Regions from separate parts of the Homo sapiens genome. Here region 1 is linked to region 2. The links are chromatin loops, found by intact Hi-C in ENCODE. Cell type or tissue: dorsolateral prefrontal cortex. All regions are shown on one strand.

Evidence for each region. A loop is a pair of places that touch in the nucleus more often than their neighbours do. Peaks named below come from ENCODE experiments on the same cell type or tissue, not always from the same donor. Only the 100,000 strongest peaks of a DNase experiment are listed, where the experiment ranks them.
Region 1: a loop joins it to region 2, with 2.5 times the contacts of the local background. A loop is called at or near these places in 4 of 110 quality-filtered maps.

What each region holds. Positions count from the first base shown.
Region 1 is chr13:26,859,630-26,867,629 of GRCh38, forward strand. No RefSeq gene overlaps it. Among named protein-coding and RNA genes, the nearest start is that of GPR12, 100 kb to the left of the region's middle. In dorsolateral prefrontal cortex, no CTCF peak of the experiment used is centred here; a DNase peak (open chromatin) is centred at 4,975.
Region 2 is chr13:26,756,024-26,764,023 of GRCh38, forward strand. GPR12 (G protein-coupled receptor 12) reads right to left here and starts at 4,763. Exons shown (of 2, transcript NM_005288.4): 1 at 4,556-4,763; 2 at 1-3,819. The coding sequence starts at 3,804. The coding sequence ends at 2,800. In dorsolateral prefrontal cortex, no CTCF peak of the experiment used is centred here; DNase peaks (open chromatin) are centred at 3,672 and 4,107; H3K4me3 peaks cover 4,097 bases; H3K27ac peaks cover 1,906 bases; H3K27me3 peaks cover 687 bases.

The DNA of each region.
Region 1 (8,000 bases), 100 kb after region 2:
CATAGTTTCCCCAGCCATCCTCCCAGGAAGACAGGATGCTGGGCTGATGTTCTGGGCTTTTGATGCCAGGCATCTGGTGACCCCACCCTCTGGCCTGGTCCTCTGGCCTGGTCCTCTGGCCTCCCCTAAAGATGCTCTTGCTCACCAATGATGTGCTGTGTGGCTCCCAATTCTTACCTCCACCTGAGGCCCTGCCGAGTTCCTGGAAGAATTTATGGCTTTTCATTTCTGTCCTCGACTCCTCCTCAGCCACCCAACTCTTTGCCACCCTCTGTGTGTGGTCATGGAATTGACCACAAAATCCCAGGTTCTAGTTCTGTCACTCCTGAACCTTGAGTTCCTTCACGGGAAGTCCCTGCCATGCCCCGTTTCAGCACGTGAGGACTCATGCCCTGACCCCAAGGCCCACCCCACCAGCACACTCCTCTTATCTGCATGTCCTTGCTCAGCCAGCCCTGGGCTGGGGTTGGTCACTCTGATTGCTCTTGTGCCAATGTTTTTAGCTCCCCAGGTCAAGGATGTCCCCAGGTCCATCCTTCTCCCGGTGCCCCCCACCACACCCTGGCAACCCATTGACTTTCCCATCAGTCCATCTTCATATTTTCTGCTCATATTCTCAGTGCTGTGCTTTGAGGGAAATCACCCAACCATGGAGTTGGGTTTGTGGTCTCCAATCTCAGGATAGCCTTCTGTGGATTATCCTACCCTTTGGACTTTGTTCAGAGAAAGAGGCAAATTTCCAGTTTTTCTTGTATTTACTTCTTTGGGAAACCAGCCTCATATAGAAGTAAAAGGATGAAGCTGGGAGTAGGAGCCGGTTTTGGAGCCTGGCTCTGTCACATTCTAGATGTGGGACCACAGACAAGCCCTTAATTTCTCTGGGCTTGGTTTTCTTATCTGTAAAATGAAGATGTTGGATCAAATAATTTTTAAAAATATGTTCCAGCTCCATAATGCCAAAATTTTAAGAATTTTGATAGAAAATTCTTGTAGGTTCCTAGCTTCTTTAGCATCTGCTTTGTCTCATTTTTCATCCATATGAAGGGAATTTTACCTCTACTGACATCAACCATCTGTCAATCATCCATGGGGAAAAGGAGATGTCTAGTGTTGACAACAGCACTACTAGCTGAGGTGGAGGTCCCATCTCCCGGGGAAGGAAGGAACCTTGGGCTTCAGGGTGGTGCAGTCTGACCCACTGAGGTGGCAAAAGGGACTGAGGGGTCCTCAGCAGGTGTCCCCTCCTGTCAGGGTTCCTGAGCTGAGCACTATAGTTATACCCAGTGTATTAGTCCATTTTCATGCTGCTGATAAAGACATACCCCACACTGGGAAGAAAAAGAGGTTTAATTGGACTTACAGTTCCACATGGCTGGGGAGGCCTCAGAATCATGGCGGGAGGTGAAAGGCACTTCTTACATGGTGGCAGCGGGAGAAAAATGAAGAAGTAAAAACAGAAACCCCTGATAAGCCCATCAGATCTCATGAGACTTATTCACTACCACTAGAACAGTATGGGGGAAACTGCCCCCATGATTTAAACTATTTCTTACTGGGTTCCTCCCACAACACGTGGGAATTATGGGAGTATAATTCAAGATGAGATTTGGGTGGGGACACAGAGCCAAACCATATCACCCAGGGTACATCTGCTATCCAGGTGCCAAAACAAATGGAAATGATGTGGTTCATCAGCACAACACAATATTGTCAAAATCAGCACACCTGGAACATTTTTTTTTTAAGAGACAGGGTCTCATTCTGTTTCCCAGGCTGGAGTGCAGTGGTATGATCTTGGCTCACTGCAACCTTGACCCCCCAGGCTCAAGTGACCATGTCACTCAAGCTACCATTGACTAGCTGGGACTACAGGTGTATGCCACCATGCCTGGCTAATATTTTAGTTTTTGTAGAGATGGGGGTCTCATTGCATTGCCCAGGCTGCTTTTGAATGTCTGGGCTCAAGCAATCCTCCTGCTTCAGCCTCCTAGAGTGCTGGGATTACAGACACGAGCCACAGCACCTGGCCGACACCTGAGTCTTGCTGTTGTTTTCCATCCATTTCCCTGTCATGGTGTTTCATTTTGTATTACAGGGTCCTTGAGGGGAGAGACTATGCTCAAATTTGCTCTCTGTGTACCTAAGGGCTCAGTGAGTGCCACTGAATGAAGATACTGCTAGAAGACACAAACACTCCAAGGGAGGGCACCTGCTTGACCTGAGTGCTGTTTCTAAATGAGATTTCTCACTTCCTAAACATCATAGCTACTTTCCAAAAAGGAAATAAATGGAACTCCATTTCCCTATCCCGTCCCAGGTGATTGAAGTTACGTGACCCTGAAGAAAGTGCACACTTCAGGTAGCTTCCAAACGGTCTCCCCACTTCCTAAAATAAGACAAAATATAAAAAGCACTAGGACTGAAATAGCTGGCCTCTATCCAGGGGAAATGAAGGGCAGCTCAGCCTCCCTGCCAATGATGGATGCAGGGAGTTTTGCAAGCTTCCTGTCTGTCCCCTGTGATGGAGTCCTTTGGGGCTGCCTTGCCAACTGGCTGGAGTTCAGGCTGTGTCTTCACAGACATCAGTACTGAGAATATGAATGGCTTTGTCTGTTTAATAAAATAACCAGCTTTAAAAAAACTGAACAGCTTGGTTATTTCACTAACAATACAAATCAATAGATCTTGTTGGCTACAGAAATGGTCTTGACCCCTCACCTGCCAGTTTAAAACGATTTATTCCTTCTTTACTCCTTGTTTCGGTTCAGTACATCAAGCTTGGATATCATCCTAGCCTCTGCCCTTGAGAGCATGGCTGCTGACCTTGTTCCAGAACACAGGCTACAACCCCAGGGGGCATGGGGAACAGAGCCCGCTGAGGTCTGCACGAGGCCTTTGAGGAGTGGGGCTGCTCACAGGAGAGGGAGAGATGGGTTCTTAGTGGGAGAACAAGCACAGGGCACCGGGAGGGGCCAGGAAGTATATGGGTAGCCAGTGTGGAAGAGGTTATGGTGCAAGTTTGCATGGCTAAAGAAGATTTGAGCTCAAGAAGGGTTTAGAGGGATTTCATGTCATTGCCTGCAGGTGGGAAGGGAAGGATGCTGATAGTGTGATGTGATGCTGAGGCTCACAACCACCCTCATAAGACTCAGTTCCTGGCTGGTCCTGACCAAGCCAGATGCTGGAAAGGACAACGCTCATCTGGTAATCCTCAGGCTGCCCCTTCTCAGGCAGGCAAAATACCAGCCAATTTCTTTCCACTGGAGAGGGAAACTTGGGGACCACTTCCAGCTGCTTCATTCATAGTGGTGAGGTGTAGGGAGGGCCCATGAGTGGCTTGGGACATCCAGCTCCCCAGTCTACCCTAAGAGTGTGAAGAGGGAACAGAAGTAGAGGACGCATTGTGCTTGACTTACCCCTTCTTCCACTGGTGTCTCTGGGGACCATGTCGCCCTTCCCCAAAGTCTCCAGTGCCACCATATTGTCCTGCCACCCAATGGAGGGCTGAAGTTTTCTTTCTTACTTCTCTTGAGCCAGTCCCATTTCCAGGAGCTGGTCCCATTGCCCAGTCTTCCTCATCTTCTCTCAGACAGAATTCCTTGGACATGATCCATCCCTACCTCTGTCAACTCCACTTCCTCCACTGTGGTCCAGCACTGTCCTATCTTGCACTCTCAAACACAGAATCCCACTTACAACTCCGAGTCTGACCACAGCTTTTCTGTAGCCTGTTTGGACTTGCTTGTGATTGTATACCCCCTCCCCAGGGTGCACCACCTTCCTGATCTCTGTGAGCTCAGCCTCATGTCATCACTCCCAGCAGGCTCTACAGGTGTGGATGAGAAAGGGTTTAGAGGGCAGGGACCATGCCTGGACTGGTCACTGAGGACACTCGACACCCAGTACCTCTTGATAGCAGGCAATATGCACACATTTGTTGAATAAAGGGATATTATTTGCTTTATGGGTGCTCTTCACGGAAGACATGAACAGAATGCTCAACTGTATTACTATTCTGACCCAGAAAATCAAGGGCATCCTTATATACAGGGGCCAGCTCCTTTACAACACAACCAATGCATTCTACTCACTACCATTAGCTAGTGTTTCTCAAACGCTGCTTTTACGATGCAATCCTTCCACTCAGAAATCTCCCTGACTCCTCTTTGAATTCCAATTTCCTTAGCCTGGCAGTCAAGACCCTCCACAAGCCTGCCTCTGTCTTCCTTTCTCAGTACTGTGCTACACAAACCCCTTATTCCAGCTAGACTGGTCTCCTAACTGTCCCTTCGCAGATGCTCATTCCTGCCTCTGTCACTGGGCACGCTCTCCTCTCCCAATCACTGGCCATGAGCCGACTCTGGCTCATATTCCGAGACCCTACCCAACAGTTATTCTGTCTATTGTTTCCTCCTTGAGCATTCCAACTCATGGCAACTTTGTCCATCTGTGGAATGATGGAACGGACAGCATCTGCTAGTCATCAGACACTGCTGTTTTGGGTGTCATGTGTCTTGTTGCCATGGATGATTTAACTCCATGTGTGTAACTCCTGCCCACCTTAACTAGACTGTATGTCCTCATGCCCTACTTCTCTGTACCCCATGTTTCTACAAGAGTGCACACAGTAGCTCCTCCAGGAAGCTGGTGGAATAAATGATTAAAAGGCTGAGATCTCTTTGCCTCTTCCTTTGGACCAGCCAAGTGGGCTGACCAAAGCCCCCAGAGGCTGCTAGAAGGGAGAAGGTAGAAAGACATCTTCTGTCTGTGTACCTGGAGCAGCCCAGGATGGTGGATGACTGGGATGTGTTTCAGGCTGAAGAAGGTGGAGGTAGCTCACAGGTGAGCTGGGGCAGCCCTGACTGTTGTTCTACCTGGGCTCAGCCTCCTGTGAATGCTCAGGGTGCACAGGCTGGGGACATGCCTGGGTATCTGAGAAAGGGACTAGTTGTCCCCAAGGAAGGTTTTGGAGCTGAGCCAGTCAGCATGCACACTGCAACTGTGACAGCCGCTGGGGCTCTTCTCCATAAGCAGTGGTGAATCACATTGAAGAGCGGCTTGTTAAAGGCAGACTTATCCCTCTACTCCGAAAATACAATCTGTCACTCCTGTATCAAACCAGCTGGTTCCCTAATAGCTACGGACAACATATTTTCTAGGAATGTGTCTTGAAATTTCCTTTGGCAAATGTCTCTAACTGGCATTTCCTCATTGAATGTGCTGTATTCTTACACAGCAAAATTGAATTTCCCTTAGAAGTTGGAATGTAAGTTACTATCATGTGGCTAAAAGGCACATGATGTGCCATGATGCATATGTCATTATCACTAACGTGCTCACTCTGTTGGTTATTGAAATTGAGGTGGCTCTTATTCATTCCTGGAATTTGTCTATTGGATCACAGAATAGGATTTTTCCTCTGAGATTCTAAGAGAGTGAGTCATCCTCCTGTATCCAATCTCCTTCTTTTACTTAGTAAAATAATCCTTGATTTTAGCAGGACCCAAAACTTCTTGTCATGGATATCACATTTCTGGGCCCCTTTGGAGGTAGGTGTACTCATGTGACTAAGTTCTGGTCAATGAAACGTAAATGGAAGAGTCACATGTGACTTCAAATAAGTGCCTTTAAAGTAAGAAAGTGTGCTCTTCCTTTTCTTTCACTTCCTGCATATTAGGATGCCAGTATGAGGTCTGGAGCTCAAGCAGCCATCTTGGACCATGAGACAACATGCTGCAGAAGAAGGGGCAGCTACATAGAAAGAGCCTGGGTCCTCAATCAGTGGAAGCCAGTGTGCTAGCCTTAGACTTCATTTACAGGAGACAAACTTCTGTATTGTTTAAACCACTGTTATGTTGAGTAATCTGTTAATGCAGCCAATTCTAGTTTCACCTGTTTCCACCAGATCCTGTGAGCTGCACCTTCTGTCTCTCTTGCCCTGTGGCCTTTGCTTGCACCTAGGCAATGGAAGGCATGGGCAAAAGAATGGAGGGTGGGAGGAGACAGAAAGAGAGAGAGAGAGATTGACTTTTCCTCCCTTGCTCCCTCCTGCTCCAGTGCCTCAACACAGCAGAGTTTGCCCATCTTCCTCTACAGCTCTTGCCAGGGGCGCTCTCCTCGCTGTCTCCAGTTCTCACTGGGCTCTGATGACACTGTTTTTCTTCTTTTCCTATTTAGTAATGGCTTACTATTATTGTTAACCTCTAGGAAGCTCAGTAACCTTTGTAGGTTTTCATAATTGTGCTCACACCTCTGTAAATTGTCCTTTTGTTAATTTCCTTAAACATTTTAGTAGAATTCAGCTTCCTGCCAGGACACTGGCTGATAGACCAATGAGGCAGGGACCAGCAGGAGGATTGTGTATCTTACCAGTCACTGCCTTCCTGATCAATCAGTGAATTTGCATTTTCTTTACTCTTAACTCTATGACCCTTGAGAAAAACACCTTGGAATGGACATCCCAGTGGCAATGGTTGACTATCCTGGGAGTTGTGTAAGCTTATCCTATGAGCTCACCTGCTGGAAGATGTGGTTCTGTTCTCAGAGTTTATAGTATACTCATGGACTGACAGGGACAGAGATAGGAATTAATTTTCATGTGAGGGAGAGAGTGACACTACTGTCATTATTGAAGGAGAGCTAATATGCAGTTTAGTAGTGAGCAACAAGGTAGAGACCTTGAAAACCAGGCAGGGAAAATTGAATTTAATTGGGAGCAATGGAAGCCAGCAAATGTAAGGTGACATGATATAAAGTGATGTTCTAGCAAAATGTATTTTGCAAAGGCTGACTGGTTTGTTCTCTCTGCCTTCTGCTTTTCCACTATTTCTTACAAACCTTGTAACTGCCTCTTGAACTAACTTTATAAATCCAGATCTGCTTCTGCCTCTATCAGCCCCCAATTGCTAAACCCACCCTTCTTTAGAATGATTTAAAAGGCCTTTTGCCAGCTGCAGCCAATCTCTAGTGCCATCTCCAGCCACTTCCCTCCACCTACCTTTTGTCAAGGCCCCCATGACTGGTCATCATTTCCTGAGCACACCACACTCATGCAAGCTTCTGAGCCCTCGCATGTGCTGTTCCCTCCAACCCAGAATGGACCAATAGAACTTTGCATCATGATAGAAATGTCCTGTGTCTATACTGTCTAATATGGTAACCACTAGCCATAGGTGGGTATTGATCCCTTAAAATGTGGCCAGTGTGACTGAGGAGCTAAAATTTTAACATTATTTAATTTTAATGTATTAAACTTAATTAAATAAATTTAATTTAAATGTCAATGGCTACATGTGGCTAGTGGCTAACATATTGGACAGTGGCTAGTGGTTACCATATTGGACAGAAAAACTCCAGACAACATGTTTTCTGTTCTTCTCTCCCACCTTTCCCCATGCTGGGAATCTAGAAAACGTCCATGTATCATCAAGGACAGGTTTAAATGTCACTGCTTCATATTCACTTTCTGTCACCTCCTCTTCACCCCATGAGACTTAATTACTCCTTCAACTTCACTCCCCTAGCAGTTTATGCTTACAGGCTTCTATTCCTTCTTTTGTTCTGTCAGGAGGAACTTTCTCCTCCTTACACTTTACTGTACAGTGCTGTTTGCGGGTCCGTAGGTGAGCCATGCCCTCTTGCCTCTAGGCCTTTGCATATTGCTGTTGCCTCTGCCTAAAACGCTCTTCCATACATCTCTCCCCTGGCTAATTAATGCCTTGAGATTTCAGCTTAGACATCTCTTATTCCAGGATGCTTTCCTTTATACCATTCTCCATACAAAGACAAAATTAGGGCTCTTCCTTCCTGAGTATTCCCATAGTGTCCTCTATTTATGAATCATAGTTTTCTATATTGTACTTGTGTTTGTAGCCTGTATTCCCCTCTGTACTATAAATCTCTTTGAAGACAAGGACTGATTATTGTTCAAACATCTGTCACAGTATCCGTTGCATACTGGGCTGAATATGAGCAAAATGTTCCTGTTGCAAGGCGGGGCA
Region 2 (8,000 bases):
AAGAAACCTTGTAGAAAACCACATAAATATCCAACATTTTTCACAATTTAAACGGTAAAGGCATGTTGTTAGTTGAACTGAAAAATCTCTTAGCTGAAACTATATGTTTTAAAAACATGGGCCAAAAGCAACCACGTAACTAGTGTAACTTTAAACAGGAAATTTTATGTCCTTTTTTTTTTGAGATGGAGTCTTGCTCTGTCACCCAGGCTGGAGTGCAGTGGTGCGATCTTTGTTCACTGCTACCTCTGCCTCCTGTCTTCAAGCAGTTCTCCTGCCTCAGCCTCCTGAGTAGCTGGGATTACAGGCACCCGCCACCACGCCCGGCTAAATTTTATTTTTAGTAGAGACAGGGTTTTGCCATATTGGTCAGGCTGGTTTCGAACTCCTGACCTCAGGTGATCCACCTGCCTTGGCCCCCCAAAGTGCTGGGATTACAGGCGTGAGCCACTGCGCCAGGCCAAGTTTTATGTCTTAAATGTAGAGCCAAAACTCTGTGACAGGAACGTGTTACAAATCAGTTTCCTCAGCCCTGGTATCCACTGAGGGATGAAAGCTTGCAAGGTACAGGGAAGGAGCAAGACTTAGACTTTGGAAAAGCTGGCTTCAAATTCTGACTCTATCCTTGTGCTTTGTGGCCTCGGGCACATTTTTTATCCTCGCCTCTCTTAGTCTTAGTTTTCTCACCTATAAAAGTAGTAGTTTTGTGATTATAGTAAAACACGCAGCATGGGGCCTGGCACACATGTGGTCACAACAAGTACATATTATTCTCTTTATAATTCTGACTATTGGAGATATGCAAATGGAGCCACTATTTTTATAAAATCATCATTTATTCCTTTAAAACCTCATTACGGATATTTCCTAGCCCCTCTCAAAACCAACTTACCTTTGTCAAGTCTCCTATGGTGGTGCTATTCAATTTTAATTAATTAAAAACGAACAGACTCATCATGTTCAACCTACTAACTCCATCAAATGTTCAAAAGAAATGTTTTAAAGGCATCAGTTTTATTAGATTGATCATACAGTGGTATGTATTGAAAATTCTTTCCCACTTCTTAAGTATTTCAGTCCCTCTCCTGCTTCCATAAGTAACCTCAGGGAGGAGACACAGATTCAAGTAGAGGATTTTTTCACACGTGTGCTACATTAGAAGATGCTCTGGAGAGAAGGCATCAGCATGCAGGCTCCCAGAATGGTCTTGAGAGCACCCTGGGCATCACATCTGGGACAAACCGATGAGGTTAATTTATTACAAATGATTCCCCAATGACCCTGAAATACTGCTTTTGCTGCCATCTGAATGGGCTCAATTAATGTGCTGCCAAGAATTTTTTCCACTGATTATATAGACATAACTATAAATCCATTGCAAATGGAGGGAAGGTACCTGCGTCTACATTTGTCTGCATGAACAGAAAAGAAACCTGAGACACATCGATTTTACAATGTGTTTAAAGTGAATTCTTCTTTGCAATTTCCTGACTACATTCTTGTTCTCTGAAAACAGGCAATGTGATTTTTATTGTGTATAAATTGGTTTTTGGTGAAAAGGAGTTAAAAGATTTCAAACTTAACTTTTCATCAACAGCCAATGGTCATTCTGTTTATGACCTTACAGGATATAGCTGGTATATGTCACAGTCATAGATGGACGCTGTGCACTGACAAACAAACCTAATCATTAAAATAGGGGACTGCCTGTTTCAAATGCATTATGCACCACAGACAGTATGAACCAGAAAAACTTGGCCTATAATATTTATTCTAATTATCTCAATCAAGAATAACCATTAGTATATTCTCAGAGAGAGAGGAAAGGTGATTTTTTTCATTTCATGATAATGTCACATTAGTTTTTTTCAGAATATATTAAAATAAATTTAATCTACTCTCAATTGCTAATATTTTTTCCTTTTGTTTTCTGAAAACAATCAGACAATAGCTTAAGAAACTACAATGGTGGATCTAATCAATCCTACTTCATATGAAGATCAAAACCTACTTCAGGATTCATTTTAGAAAGTACATATTGGAAAACTATATTGAAAAATGACCCGTTGGAATCTAGATTGACATGGCAACATTTGAAACAAGTGGTCTAGCTAACACAGTCGACCATGCAGAAGGAGTTGCAACATTTATAGAAATACCGAAGGAATTCTCGTGAACAGTAATTGCCGAAAGGAAAGAAAGAATGGATAAGAATGGGTTCACGGTTTCAGTGTCGGTGACATTACTGAGTTCATGTTAGCAAAATCAGGTCCCTTCCAAACACAATTATGTAAACTATTTGTATTGGATTGAAAGGGGTCATATTCTGTTACATACATGCAGCATTAAAAAATCTACCATCATGTAAAAAAAAAAAATAGTCTGGAAAAAGTAAGTCTTTCTCAATTTTCCTCAATCACTCAAATTTATTTTAAAGTCCAGGTAAAAACTCTGAAACTCATTTACTTCTAATAACATCATGGGCGTATCATATCCCTTCCTTTCCTACCCCCAGTCAGCCCTCCAAACAAAGTATAAAAGGAAACCCTTGCCCCCAAGCAAAACAAAATAATGTTGAGTGGAGAGCTCAACAATTTTTTTTAATGGTGAAAACACTGGTAACATTATTTTCACTTCAATCACTTAACTCATCTGAACGATGTCATTGTTTCACGAATGCTAAGTGCTCCTGTGGCTTGAGAGGGAATCCAATGCAAGGAATTCAAGGGAAGCATCTCAAACCTTGGCCAGGCAGTGGAAGTGCTTGGTAAATGCAGAGTCCTCCTGGGTGCAAGGGTGCTACACATCACTGGGCGAGCGCGCTCTCTGGGCGAGACTGGACGGGATGCAGCCGCAGCAAATGAGACAGAGCGCTTTCTGGATCTCTTGGTTTCTGAAAGCATATATGACAGGGTTGATGATGGAATTGTAGGTGGCGGGCAGGAGGGTGGCGTAGGTATAGATGGAGGGGTAGGTGTAATCCGCTATCAAGGAATAGAGGGTGAAAGGCATCCAGCAAGCAGCAAACGTCCCCAGGATGATAGCCAGGGTGGAGACCCCTTTCCGGGTGGTCACATAGTGCGACGTGGCCAGGAAGTGGTGCTGCAGGGCTATCTGATGGGCGTGCCTCATCACAATCTTACAGATCTGGATGTAGAGCTGAAGCATGAGCGCAAACATGAAGAGGAAGGACACCGAGAGGATGGCCGCGTTGTTCTTGGTGAGCGGTCTGACCACGCTGCAGGTGGACTCGTCTCGGAGGCAGTTCCAGCCCATGACGGGCAGCAGCCCCAGGCAGATGGAGGTCCCCCAGAGCATGACGAGCATGACATAGGTAAACGTGACCGTCCTCTCCGAATGGTACGTCAGAGCGTAGTACAGTGAGAGGTAGCGGTCAACAGTGATAGCCAGCAAGCTGCAGACAGAGGCAGAGAAAGAGGCGACAATGAGGCCGATCGTGACCAGCTTGGTGGCTTCTGACTGAAGCAGGTAGGCAAAAACAAAATTGGTGATGAGTCCAATGCCGGCCAGCAGGTCTGCAAGAGCCAGGCTGCCTATTAGCAGGAACATGGGTGCTCGCAGGCTGGGGTTGTGGAAGATGATAAGGACCACAATGGCATTTTCACAGGAGATGAGGGTTCCCGAGGTACACAAGACAATGTCCCAGGGGTTGACTACGAGCTCAGGCTCTGGCTCTACGGCAGGAACCCGGGAGGAGACAGCAGCCGAGATGTTCTCCGCAGCAGCGGCATCTAAATAATCCCGAGGCAGCCCGCTTAAATTGACCTTCAGGTCTTCATTCATTTTAACCCCTGTCCTCTTCAACGAAAAGACAGGCTTTTTAATGTTTAAATACAGCAGGGTGACAATCCAAGATCATGCAAAAAACACACAGACAAACAGAAAGCCAGCCCCTGCTCAGATACCAGTACCAAATGCCACAAGCTTCGGGAATGAGGAACTGTTGGGAAATGAAACAAAAGCCAAAGTCTCTGTGGTTTAAACCCCACAACAAAAATGCCGTTTGGCATTGGGGAAAACACAGGGTAGGACTTCAAAACACCAGCGTGAGCGAGGCAGGCACACACGGACTCGCGGCGGTCTGTTTGCAACAGCGCTGGGAATGCACATTGGAAAATCACATCTTGCATGCTGAAAACGAACAACTGTTTGACATCTGGGCTGCTGCCGAGAAAACCACGCGGCAGCGGCAGGTCTCGAGCCAGGGGCCGCCATCCTCGATGGAATATTTAAATCGCCTATTTCCATCGAACTCCCACCCTCCAAACGCATCCCCCGCGCGCGTGCACATCCTCAAACGCACCCCCGACCGGAACAAAGAGGGGCTCCAGACTCCCCCCGTGCGCACGGGGCAGTCGGGAGGGCCACGAGAGGGAGGTGTGTGCAATGGAAGTACCGAGACAGACAGACAGACAGATGCCCATGCACTGCTGCCGATTCCCTGGCGGCGGGGACGGGAGTCGGACGCGAGGGGGACAGACAGGGTGCGGGGACAGGCGGCCCGCGGGGGCGGGGGGGTCATCGAGGGGGTCACCTTGGCTCGCCCAGGCCGAGGGGGCTCCTCCGGTGCTTCCGAAGCGCGTGGGCTACTCGTGTCGCATGTCGGCGCAGTTGCCCGCTGTGGCAAGGGGGGGGCGGCCGGGCTCCGGAGCGGGCCGGGAGGGCGCGGGGCGCGCACTCCGCGGCAGGTGAGCGGCGCGGCTGCAGGTGAGCAGCAGCCTCGGCTCGCGCGCCCAGCTTTCCCCGCCGCGCCCGCCCGGCCCACACGCTCCCCGCGCGCGCGCCGCCCCCGCCCCGCGCGCGCCCGGCCGCCCGCCCGCCCGCGGGATCCCCGCGAGGCCGCGCGCCCCCACGGGTCAGGGCTGCTCTAGGGTGCGGGCAGGCGAGGGCGGCCCAGGGGCGCGGGGCGAGGGGCGAAGGAGCCAGGAGGCTGAGAACTGCATGGTAGCCCTGCCTGCCTGCCGCGCTGCGCGCCCCACCCCAGCCGGCGGCCCCGGGCTTGCACCGGGCGGGGCAGGGGAGCGCTGCCTGGAGCCCTGTGACCTATTTCGTTCCTGTGGTTTCCCTGGGGAGCTCCAAGTCTCTACAGTCCTGGCTTTTCCACGCCTTTACCTAAACCACTACATTCAGGGCCAAAAGAATTGCTTAGGATGATATTCACGATCAGCAGCAGGGATGCGGGGTGGACAGGTTAGGGAAGCAGATCTTTAAAACAACAAAATGCCCCGCACGCTCTTTTAGAATTGCCCATGGTCCTGGACCTGGTTCATTATCACTGTTCCCCAGGAACATTTGCTTGACTGGATAGATGCTGCTGCTCTGTGGATCATCATTATCATCACCAAATTGCACTTATTAAGCGCTCTTTGAGCTGTGTTTTCAAATGGAAATCATTTACTGAGTTCTTGTAGAAGCTTCCTGCAGACATTGGCCAAACCCCAATTCATTTAGATACTGAAGTGGCACTATTAATTTATTTTTTCATTTTGCCACATCAATGGATTCTAAGATGAAGAACCTGATAGCTGTCTGCTTTTATGATCCCATGCCTCCTCTGGATATAAAAACCAGAGCACCTCATAGATCTTAAGTTCCAAGATGATCCTCCAGTTTAAAGATGGGATAAGGAAAAAGTGTGATAGTCTTGTCTTGCCCTGTCAGAGGTGAAGGTTTTCCCACTGCTTTTCTTCCACTTGCCCAGGGGCTCTTGTATGAATGGAGATGGTCTGCAGGCAAGGGACCCTACAGGGGCATCATCAGCTGACCAGCCTGCCTTCCCCTGGTGCTCACGTCTTCTCTACCCCAGCCCAACAGATTCGGAGCCTCAATCACCCTTGACTTTCTTCCCGCTTCTCCTTCCCTTCTTCCATCAATCAGTTTCTGGCTCTGCAAGGTCACTCCAGCTCTCCCTGCATGCCACTTCTCATCATCCTCAGCTCCCTGGTTGAGGCCCTCATCCCCTCTCACCTGCATTTCTGGTACCCACCTGCCTCTCCCTTTCCCAACCTCCTCGATTTGGCACATCTATTCCATGATGTCCAAGACCTCCTGCTACCTCCAGAATAGTCTGAACTTTTTACCTTGACAGATTCTGCTCAGTAGTTCTTGGGGTGGGCCTACCTTCTGCATTTGCAAGCCTCTTCCCCAGTGATGCTGCTGCTGCTGCTGGTTGACAGATCACACTTTGAGAAGCAAGGTTCTATGGAGTTTTCAGAGTGGCTTGTTCATGGTGGGGAGGCATCAGACTCGTGTGTGTCCCAAGAACCGGGCTAAGGGCTGGGCATAGAAATTCAGTAAGACACGGTCTCCAGTCTGGTAGTGACACACACACAAATCAACAATAATGCCAGGCAGCAAATGCTGTCATGAAGGGATGTAATCTTCTTCTCAATTCTACATGATGCATCAAAGAATTTTAGAATGAAGCGATGAAAAATGAACAGTCACTTAACAAACATGTAGTAGTTTTGGCATAATATAGCTCAACCTACATGGCAAAATTTTGGGCACCTCACATTGGCATTGCAGTTTAGGGAAAGCGAATGCATAGGGCTAGCCAGACACTATTCTAGCCAATAACACTGACATGGTTTATGGCCCTGACTTCACGGAGCTTAAAGGGGTGGGACTTTTTAATTCAGTCGTTAATGTGTTTGAGAATTTTTTTTAAAAAAGAGCTGAGTGTTGGAGGAGAGAAAAAAGTATTGAGGTGAATGGCAGAGGTATACAGATTTTTGTAAAAAAAATTTGTAAAACCTGGGAGGAGTCAAAGGAGGAAACTGAGGCAAGTTACACCTGGGGCTTGGATACCGTCACTGGGGAGAGCCCAGGAGTTAGCTGCTAACACTGATGTGGACACTCAGCTCCCCTGTTGGTAACAGCAACTGTGTTCACAGTTCTGTCCCCACTCCCCCCGGAATGATTACTTGTAACTTCCCTGTACTCCGGATTCTATGTTCATTGGTTTATTTGTTAGGACTTTTGTTGCCAGGGAGCAGAAATCCAATTCAAACTAGTTTAAGAAAAAAAGGCGTTTTGTTGTCTGGCATGACTAGGAAAGATCTGGAGTGGTTCACATAAAAGAAGGAGAAGCTACAGGAAACAGGTGGCTGGCAGTCAGCCCTGCCCTGATTTATTTCTGCTTGTCTTTGCTTCTCTGTGTCTGTGTGCCTCAAACTTCTCTACCCCAGACAAGTTTCTTCCAGGCAGTCATGGAAAGTGGCCTCAGGCAGCCCTGGGCTTGCATTCTAAGACTGTATTCTTAACTTGTGAGTGGAATTCCCATGGAGAACTCTGCCCCAGCCTGGGCTGCGCCCCCTGCTCACAACCAACAATGGCAGCTAAAGGGAAAGAGTGGATCAGTTGGCCAGGCCTGGATCTCATGTGGTGTCTTGTGATGGGCATCCCTCTGAACTTCACCAAATGGGCATTTCTGAGAGGAACAGTGAGTTGGGACACCAGGCACACCAACTCCAGGTCTGGAGGTCGGGATTCACCACAGCTTGGAACTGGGTGAGCCAATGGGGACGTTTTGCACAGCCTCAGTAACGAGGGCCATAGAGTAGCTGTCTGCAAAGCTGTCTTCTCGATGTATTCACCGCCCATGACAGGACACTGCCGCAGATGCCCTCAGAAGTGTGACATTTATTGCCTTTTCATCACTTACCTTTTTTGTCACTTTTTAAAATAACTTCAGCAAGAAGTTGTAAACCTTCAAGCATGATCTGGCATTTTCACAACCTATAGTAACGATGACTGTTTTATGTGAGAAAGGCTCGGTGCCTGTCTTAATCACACATGGCATCTTTGCCAACTTAAACCCTGAGGGCACATTTATTAGCCCCTTCTTGTAACTGTATTTGTAAATCATGAGACTGTCACAGATTACTGGCTGGAGCAAGTCATAAACTGAGCCAGTACTGCACAGCACATGGTGTCTGTATTGAAATTTTACCAGTCAGCTTCTTTCTTGCTTATGT